Linked DNA regions of Homo sapiens: region 2 is linked to region 1. The links are chromatin contacts, found by Hi-C in ENCODE. All regions are on one chromosome and are shown on one strand. Each heading gives the region's core, a stretch centred on a gene start or an enhancer-like site at or near the end of the contact. The rest is flanking DNA. Distances are from core to core; before and after follow the strand shown. Region 1 overlaps EEA1 (early endosome antigen 1). Region 2 overlaps LOC643339 (a long non-coding RNA gene).

Evidence for each region. Hi-C counts contacts between places; a loop is a spot of excess contacts on that map. Pooled maps may share reads with other maps.
Region 2: a pooled map shows a loop between it and region 1 (2.1-fold over the local background). The contact joins two enhancer-like sites. A Hi-C loop is called at or near these places in 4 of 168 maps with a recorded cell type or tissue (CD8-positive, alpha-beta T cell, HCT116 and naive thymus-derived CD4-positive, alpha-beta T cell) and 9 of 50 pooled maps.

What each region holds. Positions count from the first base shown.
Region 1 is chr12:92,806,690-92,811,954 of GRCh38, reverse strand. EEA1 (early endosome antigen 1) reads left to right here. Exons shown (of 29, transcript NM_003566.4): 17 at 521-676; 18 at 2,799-2,938. Among named protein-coding and RNA genes, the nearest start is that of PLEKHG7, 110 kb to the right of the region's middle. Within about 2 kb of position 1,396, at least 2 of the 41 ENCODE cell types and tissues checked have a DNase peak (open chromatin) inside an H3K27ac peak, as active enhancers do.
Region 2 is chr12:93,092,541-93,098,347 of GRCh38, reverse strand. The region is part of intron 3 of LOC643339 (a long non-coding RNA gene); the gene reads left to right. It overlaps LOC105369908 (a long non-coding RNA gene), which reads right to left. Exons shown (of 4, transcript NR_188219.1): 2 at 2,112-2,233. Among named protein-coding and RNA genes, the nearest start is that of LINC02412, 79 kb to the left of the region's middle. RefSeq lists an enhancer at 1-15. Within about 2 kb of position 3,289, at least 2 of the 41 ENCODE cell types and tissues checked have a DNase peak (open chromatin) inside an H3K27ac peak, as active enhancers do.

The DNA of each region.
Region 1 (5,265 bases), core at 147-2,646:
ATTTGAATGGAATGTTTGCTGTTAAATTTGGTATGTGTCCTACTTTTGGTACATAGTAGATTTACTAGTAATTTTTATTTTATTTTTTTTTTTTTGTGCAACTGGATATTCCAAATGAATTGAAAAGCATCATAAATGTAAACACTGTAATATTTTTAAAAAATAGTTTTAAAAATTGGTGTCTTGAACATTGAAAATATTTAATTATAATATAAAAGTGTTATTTTATTATTAGCCTGGCTAATATTTGGCTCCTAAAATAATTCTTCCTAGATAAACATTGAAAAGTTATTAAACTGTTATACATATAAACTTAGGATCTCAGACTATGCAAGAATTTAGTTCATGTCGTTTATATTGGTAGGTAAGTATAGCCTCTGATATATCATTAGATTTATCTGAGCTCTTACTCCAAATATTTTTTTAAATAAAATTAGAGTTTTCAATTTTACGTTGAACATTTGGCCACTACAATATAGTAAACCTTACCAAAGTTTTCTTCAATTGTACTTTTCTAAAGGAGTTAAATAAGATTACTACTCAGTTGGATCAGGTCACTGCAAAGTTACAAGACAAGCAAGAACATTGCAGTCAGCTGGAAAGTCATCTTAAAGAATATAAAGAGAAATACCTCTCTTTAGAACAGAAAACCGAAGAGCTAGAAGGTCAAATTAAGGTTTGTATAAAAGAAGTTGAATTTAGTCATATTTTCTACTTCAGTAGCAATGGAATCTCATGACCTACATGGAATCAAAGATTTTTAGTTAACAAAGAAAGGTGAAGTTGTGGTATAAAATTTTTAAAAAATTGCTTGTAATTTTTCATGTCTTAAGTTTGAATTCTATCTTTATTTTTAATGTCTCCCTTAATGAGCATCTTTTATAAATGACAGTCAACTTACATACTGATTCCATTGTAATGTGTTACTTTTTCCAAAGACAGATAACCAGGTATCTACTCTACCATTACAAGGAACTTCTCAATTTTTTGTTGTGAAGTCTCTTCTGTTCCTTCATTCTTCCATCTCTTACCAACTTACTCCAATATCACATTTCAGATATGGTAGACTTTTCCTTTTTAGAACTTTATACCCTTTGGATTTTGCTTCTAATTTAAAAACACATTGAGACTATGATAAACTGTATCTTACTTTAACACAACTCCATATGAATGTGTTGATTTACTGAAGAGATAAGATGATTAGACATCTCAGAAGGATTTGACCTGAGTTTTTGTGTCCTTCAAATTAGAACCGCTTGCTGCTTAACTGCCTTTGGCTAAAAATAAAAAAAAAAAAAATTTTTAAAAATTGAGCTACTATCAGTTAAACAAAAACTTCTCAAGTTACTATATATGTAACTTATACTTCCTCAACCCGGTGAAGCGTGTGTGTATAAGTTTAGAGTCATGAAATGAATATATGTACATACATACCAATATAGTATGGGGGAATAATTACATTTACAATTCTGTTTATAGGTTCCTTTTTCTTTATGACAAACGATAATAGCAAAGGCAAGGTACTTTAGGCATGGTTAAAAATAACAGAAGTATTATTTTACTGAAAAGTGTCTAATGAGAATTCTTTTTGGGTACCTATTAAAAATAGTGGTTATTTAGAACTGAGTTTTTATTGTGATTATCAGCTCTAACACTTTGTAATTATCATTTTAGGGAGTATCATATTTTTTATATAGACATGTATAATTAATTTAGCTACATCAAATATCTTTTATTTAATGAATATTTTCAGTGTAGGTCAATGGTAAGGGCTACAGATACCAATCAGTTTATAAAATATTTAGTGTGCAAAATCACTACCACTGCAAGGAAATGCATTGTGTAAAGCTTTTCAAACTTATATTCAACAGTTTGATTTTGTAAGTTTGTAAAAATACACACATAATTACATGTATACATGTGAGATGCAAACTATATTCTGAAGAACAACAATGTCATCTAGTCCAAGAGATTAAAGAAGCAAAATCAGGAACTTAATTGGCTTTATATTTAGGATCAATAGGTGTTAATGAGAAGGAGTACGTGAGAACTTCATTTTAGTTTTAAATATCTTATAATTACATCAGTGTTTTTAACTGTGACTATAAAAGATAATATGTTTTAAGTGAGTAGATCAGTGAACCTGTTAACTTATTTTTTCATACTTGAGTTAATAACTTTTACTGAGATAATAACTATTTATGTTTCTATGTTTCTTTTAAGTTGATTGTTTCATTCAGAATTAATTTTTTTTTTTTTTGAGATGGAGTCTCATTCTGTTGCCCAGGCTGGAGTGTAGTGGTGCGATCTCAGCTCGCTGCAACCTCTGCCTCCCAGGTTCAAGCCGTTCTCCTGCCTCGGCGTCTTGAGTAGCTGGGACTTCAGGCACCGGCCACCACGCCTGGCTAATTTTTTTTTTTTTTTTTTTTTTAGTAGAGATAAGGTTTCACCATGTTGGCCAGGCTGGTCTCGAACTTCTGACCTCAAGTGATCTGCCTGCCTCTGCCTCCCAAGGTGCTGGGATTACAGGTGTGAGCCACCGCGCCCAGCCCAGAATTAATTTTAAACACCAACACTTAGTGGCAGTCTATCATGTATAAAGCTTTCTGCTGGGTCTTCTGAAAGATTTTAAAATAAATAACACCCTTAGTAATGGTTTCAGAATATGTTTTTTATTATAATAAATTTTTTTTTGTATGTCACACCTGTTTGAATATAAACAAAAATGTTATAGTATTTAATAATAGATTGATAATTACTAATATTAAAATGGCTGCCATATCATATTTCTTTCATAGAAACTAGAAGCTGATAGTCTTGAAGTTAAAGCAAGCAAGGAGCAGGCTTTGCAAGATCTACAACAGCAAAGACAGCTGAACACAGATTTAGAGCTCAGAGCCACAGAATTGAGTAAACAACTTGAAATGGAGAAGGAAATGTAAGCTAAACCACTTTACTTACAAATTAAGGGAAAAGATTGTGAACTAAGTATTAAAATTTCCTTCAGATTTAAATTTTGCTATCGTAGTGCTTAAAGACTTATTAGATATTTATTTTGTGTTGATTTTATAAACTGATGTTAATGTGAATGAAAAAATAAAGCCATCATAATAGGGTTAAACTTCTCTAGAAAGGACTGAAAACTTAGTTTTATAAAATTTGGGTCATCCAGTTTCTTTTCAACAATGATATGGTGCTCATTTCTCTGGCATAAACCTTGTTTTATGTTGTTCACAAATTTGAATAAATTACTGTAAAATTAAAAAATTCGGGGATATTTATGTGTTACCCAAAAGTAGTTAGCCTTCTAGCTATACCAAATAGGGAATGGATTCTTTCTTATAAGAAGTGATCTTCTCAGCCTGGGTAGCATAGCAAGATTGCTTGAGCTTGGGAGGTCGAGGCTGTCACACCACTGCACTCCAGCCTGGGCGACAAAGTGATACTCTATCTCAAAAAGAAAAAAAAAAAAAAAATAACCTCAGCTTTGTGATGCATTTTGGCAGATTGTCTATGTTTATGAAGACAAAGGAAACACAAAAACCAGTGTGCCTTCTTGTTTTTCTTATTGATGCGAAATTCACACATAGTTAAATGCACAGATTTTACATATGTACTTTGAGTTTTAATCAGTGTATATTCTGTGTATCTGTGGATCTAGCCACAGCACCATATAGGACATTGTCATCACTCCAGGAGTTTTCTCACTTGCCCTTCTAGTCAATACCTTCCTTATCCTTTTCCTGTAGACAACCACAGTCTATGTGTCTATATGGTATCCTGACACCAGTATCATGGTATTGGTACCTAATATCATAGTATCTAATATCATAATTATGATATTGAAAGTCATAAATGTAGCTAAGTTGGTGTGGCATAACACACAAAAGAAACCAGAAGATATTTTTAATATACCATAAAATGGTATATTTTTAATGTAGCTTTATGATATTAGATATTAATCCTTCACCTTTATTATTTTTCAAGATTGTCTTGACTCTTGTAAGTTCATTGCTTTTCCATACACATTTTTGTATTAACTTGTACATGTCTACAAATAAAACTGTTGTATTTTGATTAGAATTCCCTTGAAACTATAAATCAATTTGGGGAGAAATGACATCTTAACAACATTGAGTCTTCTAATACACAAACATATGTCTCTTTATCTACTTGGGCCTTCTTTAATTTCTCTGAGCAGTATTTTATGGTTTTTAACATAGACATCTTGTACATCTTTTGTTAAATTTATTCCTGAATATTTTTTTAATGCTATTGTAAATGTAATTGTTTTTTAAATTTAATTTTCCACTTATGACTAGTATAAAAATAGAATTTTTAAATATATATTGACTTTTCTGCCTATAACCTTGCTCAATTTACTTTTTAGTTTTAGTTGTTGTTTGTAGAGTTCTTGATGTTTTCTAACTAGACATTCATGTTATCTGTGAATAGAGACAAATTTACTTCTTCCTTTCCAACCTATAGGCCTTTTATATCTTTTTTCTTGCTGGCTGGGACATCCAGTAACATTGTGAATGTAAACAGTATTGGCAAATATCTTTGCATTATTTCTAATCTTAGGCAGGAAATATTAAATGTTTCATCATTAAGTTTGAGGTTAGCTGTAGGTTTTTCTGAGATTCCCTTTATCAGATTGAAGACATTACCTTTGATACCTAGTTATATATAAAAAAAAAATTATCGGCCTTGTGGCTCATGCCTGTAATCCTAGAAATTTGGGAGGCTGAGGCAGGCAGATCATCTGAAGTCAGGAGTTCGAGACCAGCCTGGCCAACAGGGTGAAACCTCGTCTCCACTAAAAATACAAAAATCAGCAGGGGATGGTGGCACACGCCTGTAATCTCAGCTACTCGGGAGGCTGAGGCATGAGAATTGCTTGAACCTGGGAGGCAGAAGTTTCAGTGAGCTGAGATCATGCCACTGCACTCCAGTGCCACTGCACTCCAACCTGGGCGACAGAGCGAGACTCCGTCTCAAAAAAAAAAAAATTATTAAAAAAGAAAAATTACCGTGCTTGGATTGAATTTTATCACCTTTTTTCCTGTATCTGTTGATGTGATCATATGGATTTTCTGTTTTATTCTGTTAATATGGTCAGTTACATTGATTGATTTACTGTTAAACCAACCTTGCTTTCCTGGGATAAATTAACTTGACCATGCTGTATTACCTTTTTGTATATTGCTGTTTTTGATTTGATAATACTTTGTTAAAAATGTTTCATATATTTATGAGGGGTAT
Region 2 (5,807 bases), core at 2,040-4,539, 280 kb before region 1:
CTATGTCCGTGGTACACCAGAGGCTGTGCAGACTGGTTGAGGACTTCCTCTTCTGGATGGTAAGGCTGAGCAGAGGCAACAGAAAGGCACTAAGGAGAAAAATGGCTTCCCTTTAGTTTTACCTCCTTTCCTTTTCAGTGGCGCCCTCTAGTGGAAGTGGCAAAGAGCCAAGGGAAGCTTAAATATGTAACTGACTTCTTTTTATTTTATTTTTTTTTTTTTTAATTATTATTATTATACTTTAAGTTTTAGGGTACATGTGCACAATGTGCAGGTTAGTTACATATGTATACATGTGCCATGCTGGTGTGCTGCACCCATAGTAACTGACTTCTAAAACATACATTCACTGACAAAATGATGGTGAACAATTCGTTCTGTGTAAGTAAGACGTAGGCATCTCCATATTGTAACACTGGAGAGGAGAAAAACCAAAGCCAACATAGAGCCCTTGATATCCCCTCGGTAGTCAGGACCTAGGGGTTTACAGTAAGGAGCAGCAGGCAACAACATTAACCTTCTAACAGCAAGCTATCAAAATGAACTTGAAATAATGCACTTAGTTCCATGTAGTCCTTAACCTCCCTGTGAGAAACCTGCACATGCCTTGCTTCCTAATTCTTCTTCTGGAGCTCAGGGCCAGGATTGGTAGTGCTGCATATAGAGCTGTGTTGGGAAGAACTGTAAGACTCAATGAAGGAAGAGTGTAGTGATCAATTAGTGATGTCTGCCAAGAGTATGGGAAGGGATGGGGACAGCACATGTGCTATGTATTTGCCAACCCTGAACTGGGGCATATTTTCAGTAAGCTGTCTCTGCCATGGAACTGTAGTGTACAAAGCTAACTAGTATTAATGAATACTAGTTACTAGTACTAGTATTCACTTGTAACTTCTCCAGCATGAGATAATAGTGCCTTTGCTGACCTTCAGTGAAAATTTTCACAGACTTTACCAGTAATTTTCATAGATGACAGACACACTTTGGTAGATATTAATAGTCTGGGGATTAGATACTAGGCTGGTGCAAAAGTAATTGCTGTTTTTGCCATTGCTTTTAATGGCAAAAACTGCAATTACTTTTGCACCAAATAGATACACTCCACTGTGGAAGAGAGATAGTTCGTTTGGATTTTTCATATCTAGAGGATATATGCTTCAAGACCTTTAAATTCTCCATGTTGATACACAACAAATATCCTTCTCATTGCTAATCTGATTCCTTGTTTCTGGGAAGGAAGAATCCTGGTTAATGAATACCAATATCATTGTTACTGGGAAGATATTCCATCAGTAGGATAATGATAGTATCTCCTTGATAATAAGTTGACATTTTGGGTTACATGCCAATTCTTGGTAACCGTAAATTATAAAGAGACTGATCATTCTTGCAAGTTTGGTTAGCTAAGTTTCTCAGTTTGTTTACCCACCACGGGGCTCCCTCCTCCAAGAATACTCTCTCTTTTAGAGCGCTCACTTCAGCAGTCATAGGAGTTGGCTTGCTTGCTTGTTGGGGTTGAAAGTTAATCAATGTTCCTAACAGCATTGATAACAAAGCTGGTCACCGCTGCTCTTAATGGTAGGCAATCTTATAGCTGGTAGCAGAAATGATTCAATTACACTGTCAGTAATACATCTTTTTTTTTTTTTTTCATTTATTTTTAGTAGAGACAGGGTTTTGCCATGTTGCCTAGGCTGGTCACAAACTCCTAGGCTCAAGCAATCCACTAGCCTCGGCCTCCCAAAGTGCTGGGATTAGAGGGGTGAGCCACCTCACTCAGCCAATATATCTTTTTTGATAAATTTTTTTAGTGCATAAACTTTCTAGGTTAAAGATATGATTCAGGAAGGGTCAGATTTGGGGCCCAGTCTAAATTTTGTTATTGGTGAATTTTAGTGGCCTCTCAAAAACATTTACAATGAGTAAACGTTATTAATGTTAGAAGTTAATTACCAGCTGGGCTCAGTGGCTCACGCCTGTAATCCCAACACTTTGGGAGGCCGAGGCAGGTGGATCACCTGAGGTCAGGAGTTCAAGACCAGCTTGGCCAACATGGTGAAACCCCATCTCTATTAAAACTACAAAAATTAGCCAGGCATGGTGGCACGTACCTGTAATCCCAGCTACTAGTGGGGCTGAGGCAGGAGGATCTCTTGAACCTGGGAGGCGGAAGTTGCAGTGAGCCGAGATGGTGCCACTGCACTCCAGCCTGGGCGACAGAGTGAGACTCCATCTCAAAAAAAAAAAAAAAAAAAGAAGTTAATTACCTATTTGTGTTTAGCAGCATGGTAAATAAAAAGAAGTATTTAAGACAAATAACTTCATAATCTGAAGTATATAATTTAGTTGGGGACATAAAAGATTTAAAATAATAATACAAGATAGCATATACTTTATTACTTTTGTGGGCTGGAGCTGCTCCTACTGGCTTGCAAAAGCCAATTGCTAAGTTTTCCAGTTTTGTGAGCTGGTTATTAAACACAGCCATTATTAGAAATTAAATTATATAAAGTTATAATTAAATAAAGTATACTAATAACAAAGATAATAAATAGTCAAAACTCATTACTAATTGTTTTATTACCTTTCAGTATTATCTCTGATCTTGAAGTTATTTATGTGTATTATATCTGTGTGGTAGAAATACTACATAACAATATGCCACTCTGCGTCTCTTCCTGACTGTGGTCAGTGACATCATACTGGTGGCTTGAAATAGCCATGGTGGGAGTGTTTACACCACAGAAATTGAATCTATAAACCCGCCGAACCCAGACTCCTACCTCTCCACCCCCAGAGCCAGGTGCTAAACATTTACCAGCACGCCATTGCGTATAAATATCAAATAGGAAGTACAGACTCTAAGAACCATCACTGGCCAGAGGACAGTGCGATCACCTGAGGTTTGGGGATCAGAGAGGTAGGCTTTGAAGCTGGCTCTGAAGCAGACTTGTTTTTATGTGGGTCAGGACCACCCTCAGGGATATTTAGAACCAGGACAAATCACAGAATGCCCACATGTCCCTGGACATTTTTATACAGGTGAAATCAGGTTAGCATGAGCATTAACAGTCTCTTCCAAGGTGAAGCAAAGTAAATAAAAAGGCAACAGTAAGCCTGAAAGGTGTGTGTGTGTTTGTGTGTGTGTGTGTGTTTGTGTGTGTGTGTGCATGTAAAGGATGTGGTGGGGTGATCTCACCCCCTCTGGCCGAGTGGTCATGGGATGATTGGATAACCTTAGTGATATCCACTGGAAAGAGTTAAAGACATTTCTATGCTTCTCTTCCAGCCAGTAGCTAAAGCCCCAGGGACAAGGTGTTCCCTTTGATCTTGCTGTACATCTGTAATAGAATTTTAAAAGATTGGAAAGAAAAAAAAAAGGTAGGCTAATAGAAAAGGTAGGTTTAGAAGGCTTCCTGGAAGCCAAGGAGAGGCAGTCTTTGAACTAGCACATTGGATCACTGTTTTTTCAACCCTAACTCATTGCAGACCTCTGAAAGCCTCTTGGGGAAAAATTATAGCAATGTATCATGGTGTTTATAACATGCACGGAAGTAAAGTATATGACAACAATAGCAGAAAAATTAAAAAATATTTTGTTGTAATAAAAATGATTAAATGGTAAACTTCATGTTATGTACATGGTACTAAAATTATAAAGATATTAAAATGATAACATTTTTTCATTCTCTCCTCCTGGGTGAGAATAAGGGCAGTTACTGTTTTTCAATTGATGATGGAAGATTCTCTTGGTTTTTTTTTTTTTTTTTTTTTTCAGATGGAGTCTCACTTTGTTGCTCAGGCTGGAGTGCAGTGGCGTAATCTCGGCTCACTGCAACTTCCGTCTCCCAGGTTGAAGCAATTCTCCTGTGTCAGCCTCCCAAGTAGCTGGGATTACAGGCATATGCCACCATGCACGGCTGATTTTTGTATTTTTAGTAGAGACGAGGTTTCATCACGTTGGCCAGGCTGGTATTCAACTCCTGACCTCAGATGATCCTGAGTACTGTGACTCCCAAAGTACTGGGATTATAGGCGTGAGCCACCATGCCCAGCCTTGAGATTTTTTTTTTTTTTTTGGACAGGGTCTCGCTCTGTTGCCCAGGCTGGAGTACAGTGGCACGATCTTGGTTCACTGCAACCTCTGCTGCCCAGGTTCAAGCAATTCTCCTGCCTCAGCCATGTGAGTAGCTGGGATTACAGGCGTGTGCCACCACCTCTAGGTAATTTTTGTATTTTTAGTAGAGACAGGGTTTTGCCATGTTGGCCAGGCTGGTCTTGAACTCAGGACCTCCAGTGAGCCACCTGCCTCGGCCTCCCAAATTGCTGGGATTATCTGCACGAGCCACTGTACCCAGCCTTCTTGTTTAAAAACAAAAGAAACTTAAATAAATAAAGAAATAAGTCAAGGGCAATAATAGTAGAAACAAAGTGGCAATTGCAATTGTTGAGGAGTTTTGGAAAAAATAAAAATTAAAATAAAAAAAGGCTTGCGCCTTAACAGCTAACTGGTTACTGAGTAGCCCAGTGAGGGAAGTGGGAAACAAAGGAAGAGAAGACTCCTAGGACAAACAGGATCAGAGTCATTACTGGGGACTAGAGCCAGTGTCAGGTGAGGAGAGGCTGCTGGATCATGAGAAGCTCATGTGACGCAGGCGGGTACCATATTTCATCAGTGCTAAGGTACCCGTTGTGTCACAGTTGAACAACTTGAATCAGGATGCATGTTACACTTGATGATATCAGTCACCATTGTCAGGGTGGCAGTCATTGCTGGGCATGCAGAAACTTGGGCATAGATGTTCATATTGTGGCCCCGTGTTGTTTAAATAAATATGTATTTATGTAAATTTAGCATAACAAAAAAATGAACATTTCTAATCAGGAAGCATGATGTCACCGTTTAATTGAGTTTTTCACTTCTTCATGACAGATTAAATGATGGCATGTCTTATGATTGGTGGCACATTAGTGACATACAGGTTAATTTGCCATATATGATTATAAATTAACTGTTTATAAATCTGTGTCCCATTTACACACCGTTTTGGGTCTTCTCATCTAATAACTTTGTTGAACCAGAAATGTGTGAGTTAGATTGATCAAAATGCTCACTCAGAGGTGGCTATTCTGCGTTCAGAACTGGCCAACCATTTACTAAATTTTGTTGTTAATTTCTAATAATGTATGTCCAAACAGGAACTATTTTGGCTTGGTACTGATGGATACTAAAGTTTGTGATTACATATAGATAAGTGAGGTTCTGTGTTTTTTCCTTAGCATCAAAGAGCTGAGCTGCTTTCTCATCTGTCCTCTTTGCAGTAGTGAACTGTCAATCAGAGCATCAGACCAGTGCCCTCCTATGTGCATGCTTGGGAGAAATCTCCTTCTTTAGATATCCACTCTAAAATGCCTCTGCAAGCAGAGTGAATGCCACGTGTAAAGGAGCAGTGACCAGACAGTGAAGACTGTGTTTGGGAGATTGTGGGTAGATCATTTGCCTGCAGTGGATTGGGTGTGTATGGGAGAGAGCCATAGGTAAGGTGGTACGTTAGACTGGTACTGTGTTCATTTGGGGACAGGTCACAGTCAGTGCATACTGTGCACACTGTGAGTCACATACAAGTCAGTGCATGGCGAATCTTTCGTTAAGTGGGATATGCAGGCTAACGAGGGAACAGGAAGCTGCCAGGCTGCGATACATAATTCTCAGCAAACTTCATGAAGAATGATGGCTTCTATTCCAGGTACATAGTTGTAGAGCATAATCCATTTCACAGCTGGAGGCCTGTTTTATTTTTCAAGTG